Regions from separate parts of the Homo sapiens genome. Here region 1 is linked to region 2. Evidence: read pairs that join two places in POLR2A ChIA-PET (ENCODE). Cell type or tissue: OCI-LY7. All regions are shown on one strand.

Region 1 (8,000 bases), 97 kb before region 2:
AGTTAAATTTTTTTTTTTTTTTTTAATAGAGATGGTGTCTCATGTGCTGCCCAGGCTGGACTTGAACTCCTGGGCTCAAGTGATTCCTCCCGCCTTGGCCTCCCAAAGGGCTAGGATTATAGGCATGAGCCACTATGACTGGCTGGATTAATCAAGTAATTTTTTTATGATTCCATTTTATCTCTTTTGTAGGCTTATTAGCTATAGCTCTTTGTTTTATTATTTTATTTATTTATTTATTTGAGAGTTTCACTCTTGTCACCCAAGCTGGAGAGCAGTGGCACGACCTAGGCTCACTACAACCTCTGCCGCCTGGGTTCAACTGATTCCCCTGCCTCACTCAGCCTCCAGAGTAGCTGGGATTATAGGCGCCTGCCACCATGCCCAGCTAATTTGTTTTAATAGAGATAGGGTTTCACCATGTTGGCCAGGCTGGTCTTGAACTCCTGACCTCAAGTGATCCACCCTCCTCAGCCTTCCAAAGTGCTGGGATGACAGGTGTAAGCCACCGCGCCCAGCTATTTTATTTTTTTTGAGACAGAGTCTCACTCTGTTGCCCAGGCTGGAATGCAGTGGCACGATATCGGCTTAGTGCAATCTCTGCCTCCCGGGTTCAAGTGATTTTCCTGCCTCAGCCTCCTGAGTAGCTGGGACTACAGGTGCCCGACACCAAGCCCGACTAATTTTTGTATTTTTAGTAGAGATGGGGTTTCGCCATGTTGGCCAGGCTGGTCTCAAACTCCTGACCTAAGGTGATCCACCCGCCTCGGCCTCCCAAAGTGCTGGGATTACAGGCGTGAGCCACCGCGCCTCACCTGCCTTGTTTTTTTAATGGTCACTGTAGAGTTTATAGTCCACATCTTTAACTTCTCGCAGTCTACATTCAAGTGCTACTGCACTCCACACTCCAGTGTGGGTGACAGAGCGAGACTCTGTCTCAAAAAAAAAAAAAAAAAAAAAAAAAAAAAAACCTAGCTGGGCGTGGTAGCGCACACCTATAGTCTCACCTACTCGGGAGGCTGAGTCACGAGAATTGCTTGAACCCAGGAGGTGGAGGTTGCAGAGAGCTGAGATCACACCACTGCACCCCAGCCTGGGAGACAGAGCGAGACTCCATCTCAAAAAATTAAAAAAAATTTTTGCCTAGTGCTACACATAGGAATGTGCAGGTGCACACGCATACACCTGCATACACACACATGTGCACAGGTACACATAGGAGTGAGTAAAACCAGTGAAATTGGAAGATTAAGGTCTTAGAATTGAACTAATGTCAATGTCCTGTTTTGATGTTGTATTACAGTTATATAAGATGTTAGCATCAGGTAAGTGGATGAAGGGCAAACAAGACCACCATGTACTTTTTTTTTTTTTTTGAGATGGAGTCTTGCTGTGTCACCCAGGCTGGAGTGCAGTGGCGAAATCTTGGCTCATCGCAACCTCTACCTCCTGGGTTCAAGCGATTCTTCTGCCTCAGCCTTCCAAGTAGCTGGGATTATAGGCACCTGCCACCACGCCCAGCTAAGTTTTGTATTTTTAGTAGAGACGGGTTTTGCCATGTTGGCCAAGCTGGTCTCGAACTCCTGATCTCGTGATCTGCCCTCCTTGACCTCCCAAAGTGCTGGGATTACAGGCATGAGCCACCACACCCAGCCTCTCTTTTTGTAACTTCTTATGAATCTATAATCTCTTAGAAATAAAAATAATCAGTCAGGTGCCATCGCTCATACCTGTAATCTCAGTACTTTGGGAGGCCGAGGTGGGTGGATCATTTGAAGTCAAGACTTTGAGACCAGCCTAGCCAACATGGCAAAACGCTGTCTCTGCTAAAAATACAAAAATTAGCTGGGCGTGGTGTCGGGCGTGGTGGCTCACGCCTGTAATCCCAGCACTTTGAGGCCCAGGTGGGCAGATCACCTGATGAGGTCAGGAGTTCGAGACCAGCCTGACCAACAGGGTGAAACACCATCTCTACTAAAAATACAAAAATTAGCTGGGTGTGGTGGTGGGTGCCTGTAATCCCAGCTACTTGGGAGGCTGAGGCAGGAGAATCACTTGAATCCAGGAGGCTGAGGTTGCAGTGAGCTGAGGCTGTGCCATTGCACTCCAGCCTGGGCAACAAGAGTGAAACTATCTCAGAAAGAAAAAAAAAAAAGCCCACAAGTATTTGGAAAGTAAATAACCCAGAAGTCGAAGAAGAAATCAAAAGAGAAAGTATAAACTACATAAAACTCAATGAAAAAAAATAACATATCAAAATACATGACATGAGATAAAGTAATGCTTAGAAAGACATTGATAGATTTTTAAATGCTTAATTAGAAAAGAGGAAAAGGAGGACTGGGGAGACGGTGGTCAAAGGATACAAATTTCAGTTAGGAGGAGTAAGTTCAGGAGATCTATTGCACAACATGGTGACTACAGTTTTGTTTTTTTTTTGTTGTTTGTTTGAGATGGAGTCTCTCTCTGTTGCCCAGGCTGGAGTGCAATGGTGCTACCTCGGCTCACTGCAACCTCTGCCTCCCGGGTTCAAACCATTCTCCTGCCTCAGCCTCCTGAGTAACTGGGATTACAGGCGAGCACCACCATGCCCGGCTAATTTTTATATTTTTAGTAGAGATGGGGTTTCACCATGTTGGCCAGGCTGGTCTTAAACTCCTGACCTCAAGTGATCCGCCCACCTTGGCCTCCCACAGTGCTGGGATTACACGCATAAGCCACTGCGCCTGACCAACTACAGTTAATAACAATGTATTGTATACTTGAAAATTTCGAAGAGAGTAGTTCTATTTCTTTATTTTATTGTTATTATTGTTTTTTTCTGAGACAGTGTCTTGCTCTGTCGCCCAGGTTGGAGTGCAGTAATGCAATCTCGGCTCACTGCAAGCTCCGCCTCCCGGTTTCACTCCATTCTCCTGCCTCAGCCTCCCGAGTAGCTGGGACTACAGGCGCCTGCCACTACGCCCAGCTAATTTTTTGTATTTTTAGTAGAGACGAGGTTTCACCGTGTTAGCCAGGATGGTCTCGATCTCCTGATCTCGTGATCCGCCCGCCTCGGCCTCCCAAAGTGCTGGGATTACAGGCGTGAGCCACCATGCCCGGCCTATTTTATTTTTTTTGAGGCGGAGTTTCGCCCTTGTTGCCCAGGCTGGAGTGCAGTGGCACCATCTTGGCTCACCATCTTTGCTCACCGCAACCTCTGCCTCCCGGGTTCAAGCGATTCTCCTGACTCAGCCTTCCAAGTAGCTGTGATTATAGGCATGCGCCACCACGCCCGGCTAATTTTTGTATTTTTAGTAAAGATGGGGTTTCACTGTGTTAGCCAGGATGGTCTCCATCTCCTGACCTCGTGATCCGCCCACCTCAGCCACCTCCCAAAGTGCTGGGATTACAGGCGTGAGCCATTGTGCCTGGCCAGAACTCTGTCTCAAAAACAAAACAAAACAAAACAAAATTATGCACATGAAAAACATCAGTCACAAAAGACTACGTTATGTATTTCCAAATGTGAAAAGTCCAAAATAGGTAGATTAATAGAGACAGAGAGATTAGTGTCTGCTTAGGGCTAGAAAGTTACTAGGGAGATTGGATATTAACTACAAATGAGTATGAGGTTTCTTTATTTAAAATTTTTTTATTGTGCTGAAATATACATAAAATTTACTATTTTAACTTTTTTTTTTTTTTTTTTTTTTTTTTTTGAGATGGAGTCTTGCTCTGTCTCTTAGGCTGGAGTGCAGGGGCACGATCTCGGCTCACTTCAACCTCTGCCTCCTGGGCTCAAGTGATTCTCTTGCCTGAGCCTCCTGGAGTAGCTGGGATTATAGATGCGCCACCACGCCTGGCTAAGTTTTGAATTTTTAGTAGAGATGTGGTTTCTCCACGTTGGCCAGGCTGGTCTCGAACTCCTGACCTCACATGATCCGCCCACCTCGGCCTCCCAAAGCGCTGGGATTACAGGTGTGAGCCACCTCACCCGGCCACTTTTTTTTTTTTCTTTTTTAATGAGACAAGGTCTCACCTATCATCTAGGCTACAACGCAGAGGCACAATCACAGCCAACTGCAACCTTGAACACCTGGCTTCAGGCGATCCTCCCACCTCTGTGTCCCAAACTGCTGTGTGAGCCACTGTGCCCAGCCAAAAGCTGTTTTTCAATGGAGGACCAACATCTGAAAAGTACATTGACAAACTGAGGCTCTTATATGTTTAATTCAACGCCTACAGGGCAGTGGCAGTGGCTCACGCCTGTAATCCCAGCACTTTGGGAGGATGAGGCAGGAGGATGGCTTGAGGCCAACCTGGTCAACATAGTGAGACTCTGTCTTTACAAAACAAATAAAATATTAGCTGGGTGTGCTGGCACGAGCCTGTAGTCCCAGCTACTCAGAAGGCTGAGGTGGGAGGATCACTTGGGCTAGGAGGTAGAGGCTGCAGTGAGCTATGATCGTGTCATTGCACTCCAGCCTGGGCAACAGAGCAAAGACCCTGTCTCTAAAAAATAAATAATAAATGTCTATGGACTGCACAATATTGTTGATTCCTCAACTCCTCTCTTGCTCTTTTGCATATTGGCAACATAAAAAGTGTCATTTTCGGGCTGGGCACAGTGGCTCATGCCTGTCATCCCAGCACTTTGGGAGGCTGAGGCGGGTAGATCACTTGAGGTCAGGAGTTGGAGACCAGCCTGGCCAACATGGTGAAGCCCCGTCTCTACTAAAAATACAAAAATTAGCTGGGTATGGTGGTGGTGGAGGGGGGGCACCTGTAATCCCAGCTACTCAGGAGCCTGAGGCAGGAGAATAAATTGCTTGAACCTGGGAGGTGGAGGTTGCAGTGAGCTGAGATCGCGCCATTGCACTCTAGCCTGGGCGACAGAATGAGACTCTGACTGAAAAAAAAAAAAAAAAGAAAATGTCATTTTCAGAGGGCAAAGTGAGGAAGGTGCACCCTCAGGACATTCTTGCCTCAGCCTGGGGAAAGAGAGTTTAAGCAATTCCCCCAGAAAGGCACAGGAACCTCAGCCCAGAGAGGGGCAGCTTCCTGCCTCGGGTCAGGAAGCACAGCCTTGGGCTCCGAGAGTCCCTCGTCTCTACCTCCCCAAGTTCAAATGTGCATGCGTGAAGTTCCAAACCCAGCCCCAGTGCTAACCCCTGGCTGCCTCCTCTTTCTGACTTCTCAGGGAAAAAAAAAAAAACCACATACACACAAAAAATCCCACAAGTCAGGAAACATCCATCACGGGCTGTCCAGCCCAGGCCGGAGGGGCAGGAGTCAGCAGGGAGGTGACCTCAAGGTCTCCGTGGGGACTAGGATCCGGCGGGGCTGGGGGTGAGAGGCTGGAAATTTTCCCACCCCGAGACTTTCCTGCGTCAACCCAGGAGGGCGCCCTGGATGCCGCCAGCCCTGCCCCCAACCTCCTTCCTCTCCTGACAGGGCAGCTTCCCGGCTAAGGATGGATGGGGAGGGTGTGCCAAGATGGAGCCACCAGGACCAGGAATGGACAGGCACTTTGAGATTGACCAGACGAGGGACCCTGGCTCAGAGTGGCGAAGGCCTGGCCTCAGAGCCACACAGCCAGGAGGTGTACATGGGTTGGCGTCGCTCCCAGCACATGCAGCCTCCCTCTACCTCCACTACCCTGCCCAGGAGCTGGAGCCCAGCCCGGCCTTGGGTGTGTGAGAAGCCACTGGCCCGGGGCCCTGCTTCCCCGGTCCTTCCTCCCCACAACACACTCAGGACTCAGCCCTTCCTTGTGTTAAATAGAAACCTCTTTATTCTAAGTATCGAACGTTCCTTAATACATTGGATTGGGGCCAGACCTTGAGGTGAGGGAAAGGGGCGGGGGAGCTGGGATATTTCTGTAGAGACTTCCAGAACGACACTCACCACTCTGGGCTATGGCAGGAGGGGAGGTGCTGGGAACAGGCTTCATGGCCTTGGGAAAATGCTTTGTCTCTTTGGCCTCTGTTTCCCCCTACCTTTTTTTTTTTTTTTTTTTTTTGAGAAAGGGTCTTGCTTTGTTGACCAGGCTGGAGTGCAGTGGCACAGTCATAGCTCACTGCAGCCTCGAACTCCAGTGATCCTCCAGCCTCAGCCTCACCAGTAGCTGGGACTACAGGCACACACCACCGTGCCCAGCTAATTTTTTATTTTTTGTAGAGATAGGGGGCAGGTCTCACTATGTTGCCCAGGCTGGTCTTGAACTCCTGGGCTCAAGCAATCCTCCGGCCTCAGCCTCCCAAAGTGTTGGGATTACAGGCATGAGCCACCGTGCCTGGCGTTTGTTTCCCTTCTGTACAGGGAGTTTGGGGTTGGGTGAAAAGACATCTAAGGGTCTTTCTATCCCAGGGGTGTGTGGTCCCAGGCAGGGAGTCAGGAGGGGCGCCGTACGGGAGGTTGGCTTGTCAGCAGCATAGATGGGGTCACTAAGGCCGGCGGTTGGGTGACCCTCAGCGCTGGGCCCGAGGTCGCGCTAGAGACGGAGGCCGGGGCCGAGGCAGACAGGCCAAACTGGGCCTGGCCAGCCGGGAGAGGGGGAGGCGGCCCAGGAAGAGAGGGAGGCTGAGACAGAAAGATGGGCGGGGCACAGGGATGTCTGCAAAGAAGGCACGGTCCCGAGGGGGTGACAGGGCTCCCTCCTCAGAGAGTTCCAGGTCCCGGGCCACGGCCAGGATCTCCTGGCGGGCGGCTGTGTTGCGCAGGCCACGGATGTCGAGGAGGGCTGCCACGTGCTTCTGCCTGTGGGGAGAGGAACAGACAGGTGCATGCAGATCCCCAGCTCTAGACACACACCCAACCCAGCCGTGGACCCCACCTGACCCCCTCACCTATCCCAGAAATTGCCTGAGTTCTGGGGCCTCTGTGTCCCCTCCAGAGCCTTCCCTCCAATCAGCTCCCTTGCCCAGGCCCTCACCTCATACCAGCTCCCTCCAGAACTTCACTTCCAACCATCTCCAAATCCCCCTTACAACCAACCCCAGAACCAGCCCTGGGATCTTCCTTTTCACCCCAAGCCTCAGCTCGTGATTAAAATTCACCTTCTCAGCTGGGTGCCGTGGCTCATGCCTGTAATCCCAGCACTTTGGGGGGCCAAGGCAGGCGGATCACCTGAGGTCAGGAGTTCGAGACCAGCCTGGCCAACATGGCGAAACCCTCTCTCTACTAAAAATACATTAAAAAAAAAAAAAAGCTGGGTGTGGTGGCAGGCGCTTGTAATCCTAGCTACTCAGGAGTCTGAGGCAAGAGAATCCCTTAAACCTGGGAGGCAGAGGTTGCAGTGAGCTGAGATCGCGCCACTGCAGTCCAGCCTGGGTGACACAGCGAGACTCCATTTCAAAAGTAAAAAAAAGAAAGAAACCTTGTACCCCACTCCCCCTAAATCCTCAGCCCTAGGTACCTCCTAATCTCAAGCTCAACCCCCTAAACCCAACCCAGCTAGCAAACTCTTAAACTTAGCTACAGATTCAAGTTCTGACTCATGATCCAATATTCAAGTTCAGAAACTCCACATCAGCAAGAATACTGGGACTTCTTGGGACCCCATGGGACTCCAGGAATATGTGCCTTCCCAAGGACATGACCTTATCCCCCAGAATCAGAACTGACCACCCTGAATCAATTCCAGGACCCCCACCCTCAGTGCTGAAACTGAAACCCGCTCATGCCTCACTCCTTGTTTTTCTGGGGTTCTGTTTCTCTGAGTATGTCTGAGAATGTGTCTGCCCAAATAGCACTGCAAGGACTGGCGTTGCTCCGGCAGCCACCACCACTGCCACCACCATCCAGCACTGTCACATGGTGGTGTGGTGTGCTGATCTGGTACACTAGTTTTTTTGTGTGTTTGTTTGTTTGTTTGTTTGTTTTGAGACAGAGTCTTGCTCTGTTGGCCAGGCTGGAGTGCAGTGGCGCGATCTCAGCTCACTGCAACCTCCGCCTCCTGGGCTCAAGCAATTCTCCTGCCTCAGCCTCCCGAGTAGCTGGGATTACAGGAGTGTGCC
Region 2 (8,000 bases):
GTTTATGTTACTTAATAGTCCAGGGGCACCTGGCTTCAGGTAGGTTTGATCCAGGCATCAGGCCATTGCATCTATTTTTTCAGTGTAAGTTGAATTCTAGTAATTTTTATCAAGTAAGGGCTCCTTTCCTGGTGGCACAGATGACTTCAGCAGTTAGAAGTTTCTATCCCTCCAGCTTTCTGCAGCAGAAAGACCCTCATTGTCAGTTTCCCAGCAAAAGTCCCAGGGCAGACTCTCATTGGCCCAAATGGGCCATGTGATTTTCTCTAAACCAATCACTGTGACTCTAGAGTGGCCAGACTCAGAGCTGCACTTAGTAGGGGTTCCTCAAAGGAAGGTCAAGTGTCATGAGCAGGAGAAAAGGCATGGGAGCTGGACAGATTATAGTGGTTGAAGTCTGTGCAGTACAGAAGGGCGGAGCTTATTCACACAGCACCTTTGGGGCCAAAATGAATAAGCTGGACTTTCTCCCCATGGCACTGGGGAACCATGGAAGTTCAGGGAACTTCAGGGAAGAGGCTTGGTCAATTCCTGAGAGCATCCTCTGTGCTGGGGACACAGTGGTAATCAAGACAGCCCCAACACTGCCCTCATAGAGCTCACAGTCCAATGGAGGAGGCAGATGTGTCCTCAGGCAGCGACTGGGCAGGGCTGGTATAGGGGAGTCCAGAGGTGATGCCTGCCTCAGCCAGGGAGGGCTTCCTGGAGGAGAAGGAGCCAGCTAGACATGGATAGGAGTGCGTTTTAGGCACAGCAAATGGCACATACAAGGGCCAGGGAGCAAGAGAGAGGACAGGTCCTCAACAAATGGCATGTGACTTTGTAAGTGTAGAATTGCTGTGAGGTATGGGGCTAGGGGCGTCAGTAGGGCCTTGAAGGTTATGGACAGGGGCCTGGGCTTTCTTCCAAGGGCACTGGGGGAGCCATGGCAAGGTTGTAGGTAGGGTAGAGATGGGCGGGTTTGTGCTATGTGCAGGGTGGAAGGGAGGGAAGTTGACAGGTCAGAAGATCAGGAAAGAGGTCGGGGCTGGACAGATGGGGAGAGCGCAGATAGATTTAAGAGAGTCCTGTGAGGCAAAGTGGGCAGGACCTGGTAACAGGTGTCTGGACTGTGGCTTTGGCTGGCTCAGAAGGTCCCCACTGGCGTGTGTGGTCTATGTAGCCTCTGGGTGTGGAGCTGGGATCTTCAACTGGGGACAGTACAGTAAAGAACATCACAGCATCTCACAGGTTCTGCATACCTTAATGTTTAGAATCTCTCCTAACCTTCCTTGTAGTAATCTCCCTGGGAACTTTTGGGGACATCCCTAGGCCTCAATTTCCCCTCTGTAAAACAGAGGGCAGATTGAACTACAAGGGCCCTTAATCTCTGTGACTCTTGAGGTTTGAAAAAGCACCTTAGGTTCCTGAGGGCTTTGTCGGTTCTTCCATTTACTCCCACCTCACTTTTTTTTTTCCCTAAAACGTTTGTCTTTTGGGGCCCACCGACTGTGTCCTTGTTAACGTAGACATTGGCCTGTTTGACTGGGTGGAGGTGATTGACGTGCCCAACACCCAATGCATGTTCAGCTACTGCTTGACTTCTATTAACTCTTCTCCCTCCACCAATTGCTCTACCACACCTCTTTCCTGTTCCTTCCTGGGACTGAGTTCTCCAAAAGGCCTATCCCTAAAGACTTCATGGGGATGCTCAGACTCACAGATTGGAGAGGGAAACAGCTTGGTCAAAGACATTGAGGTGGGAATTGGAGGGTGTCAGGTGTGAAAGAATCAGAGGAGTAATGGGGAAAGAACTGGAAAGGTGAGCCTCCAGCAAATGGTATGCATTTCAGTGTGGCCTTGAGTTGCAAAATAACAGAAAAGCTTTCTAGGAGAAATGGGGAGCCATGGCAGGTTCTTGAGAAAGTAAGGGACTGGCAGCAGCTACAGAGGGATGAAGTCAGACGGGACAGAAGGAGGCCACTGAGAAGCAGAATATAGGTAGATGTGACGAGCTGCATGGGAGGTCTCAAAACTGGAGACCGTTGGGCTAAATTCAAGTTTCAGACATTTCGTTTGGCTGCATTCCTCCCCAGCGTGGACCTCGTGTTTGAGATCTGAGCATGACTAATTCAAAGCCATAGTTGGAAAGGGCCCATGCTTTGGGTGAGTGACACTGGGCTCAGTGTCTCTCTGGGTCTCAGATTCCCCATAGAGCCTTCTAATTTTTGGACTAGATTCTGTGACCTAACTTTGCCTCATTTTAGACCCGGGATAAGACATGTTTAGTACATGCCTAGACAGGACAAACCACTCTGAGACCACACAGTGGCCAATTGCACGTCCTCCCTCAATAACTATCGCACAAAGCTAAGGCCACCAATGCTTTTATTTATCGCTTTGCGTGGAGACAAAGCACAAGCTCCGAGTGTGCTGGGAGCTCTCCATTAACTAGAGCTCCTGGTTGGGGTGGAGCTCTGGGAAAAGAAGAGGACCCTGCCAGGGAGATATTTCATTGGCCAGAATCCAGAGGATGGAGCCCATTGGTTGGAACTCTGGTTGAAACTGGAACTCTGAGAAGGGTGGAGAGAGCCCCCAGGTGGGACTCTGGGACAGGGGGCGGGGCGAGGAGTGAGGGAGCAGGACTCTGGTGGGCCAGGCCCTCCCACTGGCTGGGTTCCAGCAGTCGGTGGCAGGTGGGCAGGCGCCTACTTCTGGGCGGGGATCATGTCGTCAATGGACTGGCCTTTCTCCAACTTCTTCTCCATTTCCACCATGAGCTTCACACCATCCACCACCAGCTGCACCTGTTCTACTTCGGACGAGCCCAGCCGATCAGCGTTGGACACGTCAAATACTGAGCCCACGGCAGCTGTGTCCACGCCACCTGTGGGAGCAAGGGACAGGGGCGTGAAGAGGCAGCGAAGGTGCAGAGGGGCTGGGACGTGGCCCCCGTGCCAAATGCAACAGCCGCATGTAGTGAGTGCCTACTGTGTAACAGGTTACCTGCACACAGGTAATGCCTGTTCATTCGTGAGCTCACGAGTCTCTGACTTCAGATGGGGTACCACGCCACTCAGTTATCAAACATAGTATAGTGGGTAAGAGAGTGGGTTCTGGAGCCAGGCGGCCTAGGGTCGAATCCTGACCACTCCTCGCTTTATAAATGGGGAAACTGAGGCCCCGAGGGAGGTCCAAGGGCATGTGCAATGCATATTATATAATCATGAAAATCCCACATTGACTCCTATCACATAGGCATATTGACACCCATTTTACAGAGGAAGAAATGCAAGCTCACAGAGGGTCAGCCCTTGCCGGATCCCCAGAACTCGCAGGGATGTCGCACCTCTCCTTGCATCCCTGCAAAGGGCCCTCGCTCCCCCTCCGTCGTGGTGCAAAGGATGTGGGAGCCGTACCTGTACCCCTCTTCTGCAGACGCAGGCGGGTGAGGATCTCCTCGAACTTGGGGTGCTTGCTCAGGTGCGCCAGCTTCACATGCACGCCTCCACGCAGCCCAGTGCCCAGGTTGGATGGGCAGGTGAGCACGTAGCCCAGGTGCTGGTTCCACATGAAGGGGTGGCCAGCTTTCTTAAAGATCTCCTCAATCTGAGGTTCAGAGAGAGGACCAGGGGTCAGCGCCGGCAGGCACCCCCAAATGCACCCGCAACATGGACAGGGTCCGGAGGGACAGGGCGTGGGAACGTGGTGGAGGTGGGATTCTGAGGGGAACAGGGAGGTAGGAGATTCCGAGGGTGCTGGCTAGACAATGGGGACCAAGGCAGGATTTTGAGGGGCGGGGACTAAGAACGCTTTGAAGGCGGGTTTTTTTTTTTTTTTTTTCCAGAGTCTCTCTGTGTCACCCAGGCTGGAGTGCAATGGCGTGATCTCGTCTCACTGCAACCTCTGCCTCCCAGGTTCAAGCGATTCTCCTGCCTCAGCCTCCCGAGTAGCTGGGACTACAGGCGCGCGCCACTACGCCTGGATAATTTATTTATTTATTAATTTTTTAGTATAGAGACGGGGTTTCACCATGTTGGCCAGGCTGGTCTTGAACTCCTGACCCTCCTCAGCCTCCCAAAGTGCTGGGATTACAGGCGTGAGCCACCGCTCCCGGCCTGAAGGCGGATCCTTACGGGCGGGGCTTGGGCATAGGGTGGAGCTGGGTCCAGGGGCGGGGCCCTGAAAAGCGGGTGGGGCTAGTTTTGGGGGGCGGGGTTTGGCATGGGGTGGAGCCAGGTCCGGGGGGCAGGGCCCTGGAAAATGGGTGGGGCAGGGCTTAGTATAGGGGAAGGGGCGGGGCCTCGGAAAGCAGGTGGGGCGTTCAAGGTGGAGTCAGAAGTCAGCAGCTAAGGGCAGACACCCACCTTCTGCAGCCCTACGCAGAAGCGGCGGAAAACCTCCTTCATGTTGCCCCCCTTCTCCATGGAGATGACCCGGAGGTGATCCTCCTCGTTCACCCACACCAGGAAGCTCTTGTTGTCATTGTGCCTAGAGTAAGGTGCCGCAGCAAGAGGCCAAGGTGTCAGCCCCGTGGGAACCCCATTCCCAGCCCTCCCCCAAAACATCTGCCCACCGATGGGGGAAGAGGGCCTGAGGGGTGGGAGGTGGGTGGCATCTGCCTCCTCAAAACGCAGAAGCTTAAACCTGTAGACTCTAATGTCACAGGATCTGCAAAACGCTGAATCCTGGGATCAAGGACTTTTAGGGACTTAAGTCTTTGAACAGTATTATTATAGATCCTTGGGATCTCAGGATGTTTGACAAACAGAAGCTTGGGATCAGAACTGATAACACTTGGTAATCCTACATCTGGTTTCAGGACCAGAAAATCTTCCCATCGTAGTGTGTTAGCTCCCAATCCTAGCATCTCAGAAGCAGGATCTTAGAACATAAAATATTAAGGCTGGGTGCGGTGGCTCACGCCTGTAATCCCAGCACTTTGGGAGGCCGAGGCGGGCGGATCACAAGGTCAGGAGATCGACACCATCCTGGCTAACACGTCGAAACCCTGTCTCTACTAAAAAATACAAAAAAAAATCTGGGCATGGTGGCGGGCATCTGTAGTCCCAGCTACTCAGGAGGCTGAGGCAAGAGAATGGCGAGAACCCGGGAGGTGGAGCTTGCAGTGAGTCGAGATCGCGCCACTGCACTCCAGCCTGGGCAACAGAGCGAGACTCCATCTCAAAAAAAAAAAAAAAAAAGAACATAAAATATTAAGATCCGGAAATGGCCGGGTGTGGTGGCTCATGCCTGTAATCCCAGCACTTTGGGAGGCCAAGGCCGGAGGATTGCTTGAGCCCAGGAGTTCAAGACTACCCTGGGCAACATGGCAAGACCCACATATCTACAAAATTTAAAAAATTAGCAGGCATGGTGGGACACATGCCTGTAGTCCAAGCCACTGGGGAGGCTGAGGCGGGAGGATCACTTGACCTTGGAAGGTCCAGGCTGCAGCGAGCTATGATCCCACCACTGCACTCCAGCCTGGGCAACAGAGCAAGACCCTGTCTCAAAAAAAAAAAAAAAAAAACCTGAGGGCAGGCATGGTGGCTCACGCTTGTAATCCCAGCACTTTGGGAGGCTGAGGTGGGCGGATCACTTAAGGTGAAGAGTTCGAGACCAGCCTGAGCAACATGGCAGAACGCTGTCTCTACCAAAAATACGAAAACTAGCTGGGCACAGTGGCACATGCCTGTCGTCCTAGCTACTAAGGAGGCGGAGGGTGAGAGGATCGTTTGAACCCGGGAGATGGAGGTTTCAGTGAGTCGAGATCAACCCACTGCACTCCAGCCTGGGCCTCAGAGTGAGAGTCCATCTCAAAATAAATAAATAAATAAATGAGTGGAATCTTAAAACCTAAAAATATTTAAAATCTTGAAATCTTAGAATCATCCCATCTGTATATCTTAGCACCCAGGCTCCCTTCATCGATTGAAACCTAGGTTCTCTAAATCTTTGACTATCTGAATCAGGGATTCAAAGAGTCAAAACAAGTCTAGCAATAATACTTTATAATAAAGATAAGACGAATAACCAAGATGTACTGAACACTTAGTGTATACCAGGCACTGCTTTTTTTTTTTTTTTTTTTTTTGAGACAGAGTCTTGGTCTGTCGCCCAGGCTGGAGTGCAGTGATGCGATCTTGGCTCACTTCAAGCTCCGCCTCCCGGGTTCACGCCATTCTCCTGCCTCAGCCTCACGAGTAAGTAGGACTACAGGCGCCTGCCACCAAGCCCAGCTAATTTTTTGTATTTTTAGTAGAGACGGGGTTTCACCATGTTAGCCAGGATGGTCTCGATCTCCTGACCTCGTGATCCGCCCGCCTTGGCCTCCCAAAGTGCTGGGATTACAGGCGTGAGCCACCGCGCCTGGCCCAGGCACTGCTTTTAATACTTTACATAAATTAACTCATTTAATCCTCACAAGAACACCAGAAACTACAAATTATTGTGATCCCTATCCTATAGCTAGGAAACTGGGGTAGAGAAAAATAAAATAAGTTGCCCAAGGTCACAAAGCTAGTAAAGTTAGTAAATGGTAGAGCTGGGATTTGAACCTAGGGAGTACGGTTCAAGTCTGAGTTCTTATTTTTGAGACAGGTAGCTGGAGTGCAGTACCTCGGTCATGATTCACAGTAACCTCAATCCTCTGGGCCCAGCTGATCCTCAGCCTCTCGAGTAGCTGGGACCACAGGTATACGCCATCACGCCTGGCTTTTTTTTTTTTTTTTTTTTTTTTTTTTTTTTGAGACGGAGTCTCCTGTCGCCCAGGCTGGAGTGCAGTGGCACGATCTCAGCTCACTGCAAGCTCCGCCTCTTGGGTTCAGGCCATTCTCCTGCCTCAGCCTCCCAAGTAGCTGGGACTACAGGCGCCTGCCACGACGCCGGGCTAATTTTTTTTTTTTTTTTGTAGTTTTAGTAGAGACGGGGTTTCACCGTGTTAGCCAGGATGGTGTCAATCTCCTGACCTCGTGATCCGCCCACCTTGGCCTCCCAAAGTGCTGGGATTACAGGCGTGAGCCACCGCGCCTGGCTTTTTTTTTTTTTAATTTTTGTAGCGACGTGGTCTCCCTATGTTGCCCAGGCTGGTCTAGAACTCCTGGGCACAAGCGACCCTCCTGCTGCAGCCTCCCAAAGTGCTGGGATTACAGGTGTGAGCCACTGTGCCCGGCCAAGTCTAAGTTCTTTCTTTTTTGTTTGTTTTTTTTTGAGACAGTCTGGCTCTGTCGCCCAGGCTGGAGTGCAGTGGCACGATCTCGGCTCACTGCAACCTCCGCCACCTGGGTTCAAGCGATTCTCCTGCATCATCTTCCCAAGTAGCTGGGACTACAGGCGCCTGCCACTACGCCCAGCTAAATTTTTGTCATTTTTAGTAGACACCGTGTTGGCCAGGCTGGTCTCAAACTCCTGACCTCAAGTGATCCCCCCGCCTTGGCCTCGCAAAGTGCAGGGATTACAGGCATGAGCCACCGTGCCCCGCCAAGTCTTAAGTTTTTAACTACCACTTCTCCGGTCCAGATATCCCAAAATCTGACACACAGACCACAGGATGGGCAGGGGCGGAGGGCAAGATCATTTTCCGTGGCATTTAGAAGATCATAATTACGTATATGGCCTTGGTTTTGGTGGAGGAGTGAGGAGGGCCGTTGCAGGACTGGAGGAGGCTGGGGGAAGAGGAAGCCAGGGGGCGGGGAGGGGCCTCACCAGATGCCACGGGCGTCGGGCCAGTCGCGGGCCATGCCTGAGGCCAGCAGCAGCGGGGACACGGGCTTGTCGAACAGGAAGTGGTCATCGATGAGCTGCTGCTGCTCCTTCTCCGTCATGCTCTTCAGAGGGTAGTACTTCCCTTTGAACTCGCCCGTCAGGCTGTTGAGAGCTATGGGGACACACGAGGGAGTGGTCAGCAGCCTGTCCCACCTCAACCAGGGTGTGGAGGCCCAGGGTTTCCCCTGCTGCTGCTCCTAACGGGCCTGGGCCTTGGCCCCCTGGATGTCCTAAAGGCACCTGAACCCTGTGTC

The links. Peaks named below come from ENCODE experiments on the same cell type or tissue, not always from the same donor. Only the 100,000 strongest peaks of a DNase experiment are listed, where the experiment ranks them.
Region 1: POLR2A ChIA-PET joins it to region 2 with 12 read pairs; 6 of 35 experiments call an interaction of 5 or more read pairs at or near these places.

What each region holds. Positions count from the first base shown.
Region 1 is chr19:45,206,617-45,214,616 of GRCh38, forward strand. It overlaps EXOC3L2 (exocyst complex component 3 like 2), which reads right to left. Exons shown (of 12, transcript NM_001382422.1): 12 at 5,754-6,741. The coding sequence ends at 6,453. It also overlaps a transcript of BLOC1S3 not described here. Among named protein-coding and RNA genes, the nearest start is that of BLOC1S3, 32 kb to the left of the region's middle. In OCI-LY7, no CTCF peak of the experiment used is centred here; no DNase peak of the experiment used is centred here.
Region 2 is chr19:45,304,063-45,312,062 of GRCh38, forward strand. MARK4 (microtubule affinity regulating kinase 4) reads left to right here. Exons shown (of 17, transcript NM_001199867.2): 17 at 1-1,222. It overlaps CKM (creatine kinase, M-type), which reads right to left. Exons shown (of 8, transcript NM_001824.5): 5 at 7,687-7,858; 6 at 4,347-4,470; 7 at 3,399-3,588; 8 at 2,351-2,866. The coding sequence ends at 2,688. Among named protein-coding and RNA genes, the nearest start is that of CKM, 15 kb to the right of the region's middle. RefSeq lists a silencer at 4,468-4,625. In OCI-LY7, no CTCF peak of the experiment used is centred here; a DNase peak (open chromatin) is centred at 4,279; H3K4me3 peaks cover 586 bases.